Linked DNA regions of Homo sapiens: region 1 is linked to region 2. Evidence: chromatin contacts called from ENCODE Hi-C data. All regions are on one chromosome and are shown on one strand. Each heading gives the region's core, a stretch centred on a gene start or an enhancer-like site at or near the end of the contact. The rest is flanking DNA. Distances are from core to core; before and after follow the strand shown.

Region 1 (3,482 bases), core at 875-3,374, 5.5 Mb before region 2:
AAGGAAGGGCTGCATCCTGAGTGACAGGTGCAAGGAAAGGGGAGCCTCCAGCCTCGTGCAGGTCAGCTCCCCTGTGGAAGCTTTTCCAGAGGCTGAACTCAGTGGGTTCATAACTAGAGGGACAATAGGTCTCACATTTATCTGCTTTATTTTCCTTCCTCTTTTCCTTCTTTCTCTGCCTTCCTTCCCTTCCCCTCCTTCCATTGAAAAGTTTTTTTGCTCTGAGCATGGTCTCTGTGTTCACCATTGCCCTGTGTATTAGTCTGTTCTCACACTGCTGATAAAGACATATCCAAGACTGGGTAATTTATAAAGAAAAAGAAGTTTAATGGACTCACAGTTCCACCTGGCTGGGGAGGCCTCACAATCATGGTGGAAGGCAGAAGACACGTCTTACATGGTGGCAGACAAGAGAGATTGAGAGCCAAGCAAAAGGGAAGGCCCTTATAAAACCATCAAATCTCACGAGACTTATTCACTACCACGAGAACAGTATGGGGGAAACAAGCCCCATGATTCAATTATCTCCCACCCGGTCCCTCCCACAACAAGTGGGAATTATAGGTGCTACAATTCAAGATGAGATTTGGATGGGGACACAGCCAAACCATATTACTCCGGGTGCCGGGTGCAGAGACGACTGAGACACTGGCTTGTCCTCCATGTCACAGACCAGCGGGAGAGACACATGGCAATCACTAGCCTCCATGCCTGTGGTAAGGGGCAGGCTGGAGGGGCACACAGGGTGCTGTGGGAGCATGGAGTTGCTGGGTTGTCCCAAGACCTGCTGCTCTGCCCCATGGCCTTCAAAAACCATTGAGCTATCCCTGGAATGACCACACTTTGGTATCCAAATGTCAACTTCCCAGACTGACTTTTATACCTGAAGGAGAATAACGTTCGTCTGTTGGACCCTGGGCTTGCTCTTTGGTTTAGAAAATGTGTTCCCCTGAAGAGATGACTTTAAAGTCAGTCCAGCTCATTTTGGGATTCAAGGTGTGTGGAATTTGGAGATGATGCCTGATGGGCACCAAGTGACCATAGGTCAGTGTGATAGGTAGATTTAACCAGGCCATCTGAGGGCTGGGAGCTCTCAGTACCATCTGGAGAGACCCTAGACTCTAACATCAGATAGTCTGGGGTTTGCACAGTGGTCCTTCCTGTCACTGGCTGTGTGGCCTTGAGCTTCTTAGCCTCTCGGGGCCTTAGTTTTTCTCATCTGTGAAATAGGAGTAGTATTTTGCAGAATCACTGTGAGGATTAACGGACTGAACGCAGTACCCAGTACACAGTAGACTGTTGCATTTGTTACTTCACTGCCCTGCCTCTAACAGTACTATGAGCTCTTTTGAAAAAGCTGTGACTCTTTTAAAAAGGAAAAAATGCTGGAGAATGTGAATAATTTAGGTTCCATATGGTGCTTGAATTATGCTTTCAAAATGATTCCCAATTTGTGTTTCTCAAGCAGGTGACATTTTGTAAGTTTGCTTTTCTTTGCTGTTAGGTTTTGTTAGGAAGTCTTTGTAGAGAGGAAAATGCAGCTGCATTTCAAAAGTAAAAGCCTCCAGGCCTTGCCTTTGGGACAGCTGGGGCCCATAGACCAGAGGCCCAGCAGTGTTTCCTGACAAGCAGCGACAGGTGGGCCGAGGCCTGCCTTGCTCTGTGCAGTGAGTTGTGGCATGAAGCAGGGAGCTCCCGGGGTACCGAGCTGGAAGTGCTTTTGAGTGGCTAGCACCAGAGGAGGGAACAGTGCCATGCAGCAACACACAGGATGGACACGTGGCTTTGCCACTCACCTCTGGGCTACTGGCCGGGGTTCAGGCTGGAGGAGGCTCAGGGTGGGGAATATTCCTTCTGCGCCTCTGACCTTCACCTCCCATTCCCCATTTTCAATGCCAAGACCTGAGTTCCGTGTTCTCCATCCCAGCCACTGTCCCCCCTTCTCCTCTGGCAGGACTCAGGCCAGCCTTAGATGCCAGCTCACCACAGGTCAACCTGATCCTTGTCTGATGATCATTTCTCTCCTGGATTGGTCTCCTTTACTCCCCTTCCTCCTGAATCCCAACTTTGTGCCATTTCACTAGGATTTCCCAACTGTGAATTCCTGCGATATGGCCAGCTCATGCCATTCCACACCAAGTTAAGTCAGCAGATTTTATACTATTTATAGAATGACATGGAAATTCAGACCTGGCACCATGTCTGCTGGCCTGGTGGCCACAGTAGAATCTCTTTTCTCTTTCTTCTTTATTCCCTAAAGTCTTAAAGATAACTATTTTCACAAGCAATATATGCAAATATATTCTCACTGGAAAGAATTTGAAAAATAGAGAAATATGGCTGGGTGCAGTGGCTCATGCCTGTAATGCCAGCACCTTGGGAGGCTGAGCTAGGAGGATTGCTTGAGCTCGGGAGTTTGAGATCAGCCTGGGCAACATGGGGAGACCCCATCTCAACAAAAAATACAAAAATTAGCTGGGTGTGGTGGTGTGCACCTGTGGTCCCAGCTACTTGGGAGACTGAGGTGGGAGAATTGCTTGGGACCAGGAAGTCAAGGTTGCAGTGAGCTGTGATCACACCACTGCACTCCGGCCTGGGTGACAGGTGAGTCCCTGTCTTTAAATAAATAAATAAATAAATAAATAAAGGAAGAATACGTAGAGTAAATTATTTAAGTTCCATTTCAATCAATTCTGAATGTTAACTGTTTTATTCCAGTCTTTTTTCTCTGTATTTGTATACACTTTGTATTGTTTGTGTAAATACAAGTGCAGCTGTATATGTGTGCATCCAGTAAAGAGTTTAACCTTGCCTACAAGAAGGTCTGGTTTTGCCCTCAACTCCTAGGAGGTGATCTTTGTTTGTCTAGGGCCCCAAGCTTGCCAGATAGTAACGTGATTTCAGGTGGGGCTGACCACACCAGCAAGACCAACAGTGTGATTGAGGGTGGGGGCTTTGGATCATGCAGTATCAGTTGACTCGGAGACTAGATCAACCATGTGGGCAATCAATCCACCAATCAATCAATTACACCTATGTAATGAAACCTCAATAAATACTGTGAATACCAAGGCTCAGACAACCTTCCCTGTTAAGCAGTGCTCTGTGTATATTGTCACATATGGGTACCAGGAGACTAACATGTCCATGACTCCCTGGGAAGAGGACAATGACAGCCCTGCCTTTGGCACTTCTCCTACACTCTGTTCTATCAGCTTATTCTCTTGGCTGATTTTAATCTGTATTCTTTCACTGTAATATAAACTGAACTGCAAGTATAATCGCTTTTAGTGAGTTTTTTTAAGAAAATTATTGAAGCTGAGGGTTTTGGGAATCCCTCTGAGTATACAATTGGCGTGAGAAATGAAGATGGTCTTGGGGACAGTGCTCTCTAACTTTATGGTTGCCTAAACTAATTGCAGTGTGTGGTTTTACCTATGTATACATGTGCGTATTTAAATTACCTAATAGTGAATTCCATT
Region 2 (3,060 bases), core at 1-2,500:
TTTAGCAGGAGAGAATATAAGGGTAATCACCCCAGCACCTGGACCCATTTAGATTAAGTAAATTTACTCAGGCTCCAGAGGAAGGTCTTCAGGACTCAGATCTTATGGGTAAGAAGTTAATCACTTGTATCTTTAGATCAATGCACACTTACACATAAACATACAACTTACAAGGTATATAAGCTCTGGAAAGCTCTGTAATTCTGAGTCGGTCTGGGATATTTTCCACGCCTTCGCCCCGTACCTGGTTACAGAAATAAACTCCTTTCTTTCCTAGTTTATCTGCATCTCATTATTGGGCAGCGAGAATAAGCAGCCCAACCCTCGGTTTGGTGGTTTGGTCGGGGAGCATTACCACGACACTCGCATGCCACATGGTACTGTGATGACACTCTCCCCAGAGCAGGGCTTCAGGCAGTATGAGAGGGATGCGGGGTTCTAGAAACTCTAACCGAGTTTCTGGTCTCCAAAACTTGTCATGGTCACAGGTGGGTATCACCCTACTTCCCCACCTGCACTCGAGGATTCACGACCCTGGGATAGCTCCTAGACATTGTATTTTCCCATGAATTTAGTTTTGCTGCCCCCATTTTCCTGATTCTTTTCCTGCCATCTTGCAATCTCCTCTGATTTCTGGCACACCGCGGCCTTCCCTTCTACATATCACATCCTCGTTCTCCCCATACGGGGGTCCTGCCCATAAGGAGGCCGCAGCAGCTCTCGAGTGACCCCGGTGTAAACCTGCAGAGAAAAACCATTCCATTCCACGGAAGCGGGTGGAGGAGCCGCGCTTCCCGGCAGGCCACGTGGGGCGGAAAGACCCACTCAGTTTCCTCGCACCTCCGCCTCGACTTAGGAAAACGCTCTGGGGAACCCCAGCCCTGAAAAGGCGCGTCTCACCCCCCACGCCGGGTGCTGGCGACAAGGCCCAGTGAAAAAGCGTCTCGGGGCCGTCCGCGCGGAGGGGAAAGTGCTGAGGGAAGCCAAGGAATCCGCGCCTGCGGTCGCCGGAAACGTGGCGGGGACACGACCTCCGCGTCGGGGCTATTTTGCCCACTGCTGAGGAGGCCTCTCGCCACGTCCCGCTCCCGTCTTCCTCGAGGACCGGGCGCGGTGGCGCCTCTGGCCCACAGCAGGAAGGAAGGGGCAGCAACTCACGCCACCAACTCTGCCCCTCTGAGCGGCGCGCGCCCGCTTACCGGCCCCGCTGTTGCCGCAGCCGCCACCGCCGCCACGCGCACTTCCGGGCTGGTGAACGCGGTGACGTCACCAACGCACATGGGTTGGCGGCGAATGGGAAGTCGCGGCGGGGCGAGGGCGAGTGCGGGGGCGGGGCCCGGACCGAAGGGCTTCCGCCTCCCGTCGCTCCTCCCCACCGTGAGGCGAACCTCAGCCGGTTTCCCAGCCCCGCCGAGGCCCGCTGGGGCGAAGCGGAGCCCCGGGGGGCCCTGAGGAAACCGGCGCGGGTTCGTTTAATTACGCCCTTCTCGCCAGACCTCTGGCTGGCCCTGAGCTGCTCAGAAGCCCATCTGCGCGGCATGCCCGTGCGATCTGAGACAACTGGCAGCTGTCTTCCTTTGCAAAACGAGACTGTTAATAAAACCTACCCCAGGGTAGGACGGACTGTTCGGTAAATGTTAACTTATCCGTGTTTGACTATTCTCTCCTCTAATCTCTGCATAGGGTTAAGTCCACAGTTGACAGAGTCACGCGCATTCGAAATCTAAGCCCGCCGGTCCTATGAACTTACTGGGCATATTTTATTTTCTTACCTGGTTTGTGTAACCATTGGCCTCCTTGGCCCGGAGGCTTCCCATCTGTAACGTGGAGAACTTAGATTTGATCCAGTTCATTAATTCTTTCTAGAGCGGAAAAGAGCAAAGAGAGTGGCAAAGGAGTGGGAATACAGCCGTTGAGCCCTTAAAGTGCGAAAATGTGTAGTTTTTGTTTTGTTTTGTTTTTGAGACGGAGTTTCGCTCTTGTCGCCCAGGCTGGAGTGCGGTGGCGCGATCTGGGCTCGCTGCAACCTCCGCCTTCCGGTTTCAAGCGATGCTCCTGCCTCGGCCTCCCGAGTAGCTGGGATTACAGGTGTCTGCCACCACGCCCGGCTAATTTTTAGTAGAGACGGGGTTTTGCCGTGTTGGCCAACTGGTCTCGAACTCCTGACCTCGTGTTCCCCAGGCCTCGGCCCCCAAAAGTGCCGGGATTACTTTTGCCGGGATTCGGCCACTGCGCCCGGCCGAAAATGTGTAGTCTTTTAAGTGTAACTTTACATCACTTAGCTTTCCCTAAAATTTTCCTAGAAAAATGCTTGTGCATGTTATTTCTGTTCTTTTGCCCTCCCCACATGCCTACCTGTTCTTCCCAAACTTTTCAGCCCCACTCTCTGTAGACTTCCTAAAACGTAAAAAGTAAGATGTGCAATTACCACACCTCTTCAAGGTGTTGAATATCCTGTTTTTGGAAGCACAGGACTGGCTTTCCAAATGGACATTCAGAGGCACAGCATTGATATCATCCGGTGCAAGGATTTTCTGTCTCTCTCTCTCTTTGGGGCAAGGAAAGCCCCAAATCATCCTTTCAGGCTTGTCTGCTATTTCTCACCACCATGACCCTAGACAAACTGGACCAAAGCCTCCATTGCTGTACCCACCTAGAATAGATTCTCCAAATCACCACCTATGAAGGCAACGCTAATACAACTATTATGATGACTTACTTCGTGCCAGTTACTGTGCTGGGCACCCTCAACAATTTCTGGCCTTGTAAATATATAGTTTATATATGCAGGTGTATATACAGTTGTCCTTCCGTATCCATGGGGTATTGGTTCCAGAACATCACCCCAGCCAGTGTTCAAGTTCTTTACATAAAATGGCATAATATTTACATATAGACTATACACATTCTGTAGTACAAATCATTTCTAGATTACTTATAATACCTGATATAAATGCTGTGTAAACAGTTGTTATGCTATATCGCTTCTTTGTGTTTTTTAATTGCTATTTAATTTTTTTTTTTTTTTTTGAGATGGAGTTTCACTCTGGCGCCCAGGCT

Evidence for each region. Hi-C counts contacts between places; a loop is a spot of excess contacts on that map. Pooled maps may share reads with other maps.
Region 1: a loop to region 2 is called in a map of psoas muscle, with 8 times the contacts of the local background. The contact joins the enhancer-like site here to the promoter of TRNT1 in region 2. A Hi-C loop is called at or near these places in 1 of 168 maps with a recorded cell type or tissue (psoas muscle) and 2 of 50 pooled maps.

Annotation. Positions count from the first base shown.
Region 1 is chr3:8,591,835-8,595,316 of GRCh38, reverse strand. The region is part of intron 4 of LOC107986009 (a long non-coding RNA gene); the gene reads left to right. Among named protein-coding and RNA genes, the nearest start is that of LINC00312, 22 kb to the right of the region's middle. Within about 2 kb of position 2,124, at least 6 of the 41 ENCODE cell types and tissues checked have a DNase peak (open chromatin) inside an H3K27ac peak, as active enhancers do; they include psoas muscle, where a contact is called at or near this core.
Region 2 is chr3:3,125,130-3,128,189 of GRCh38, reverse strand. It overlaps TRNT1 (tRNA nucleotidyl transferase 1), which reads right to left and starts at 1,250. Exons shown (of 8, transcript NM_182916.3): 1 at 1,200-1,250. LOC124909339 (a long non-coding RNA gene) reads left to right here and starts at 1,359. Exons shown (of 2, transcript XR_007095786.1): 1 at 1,359-1,630. RefSeq lists enhancers at 687-766, 189-919 and a silencer at 1,127-1,546.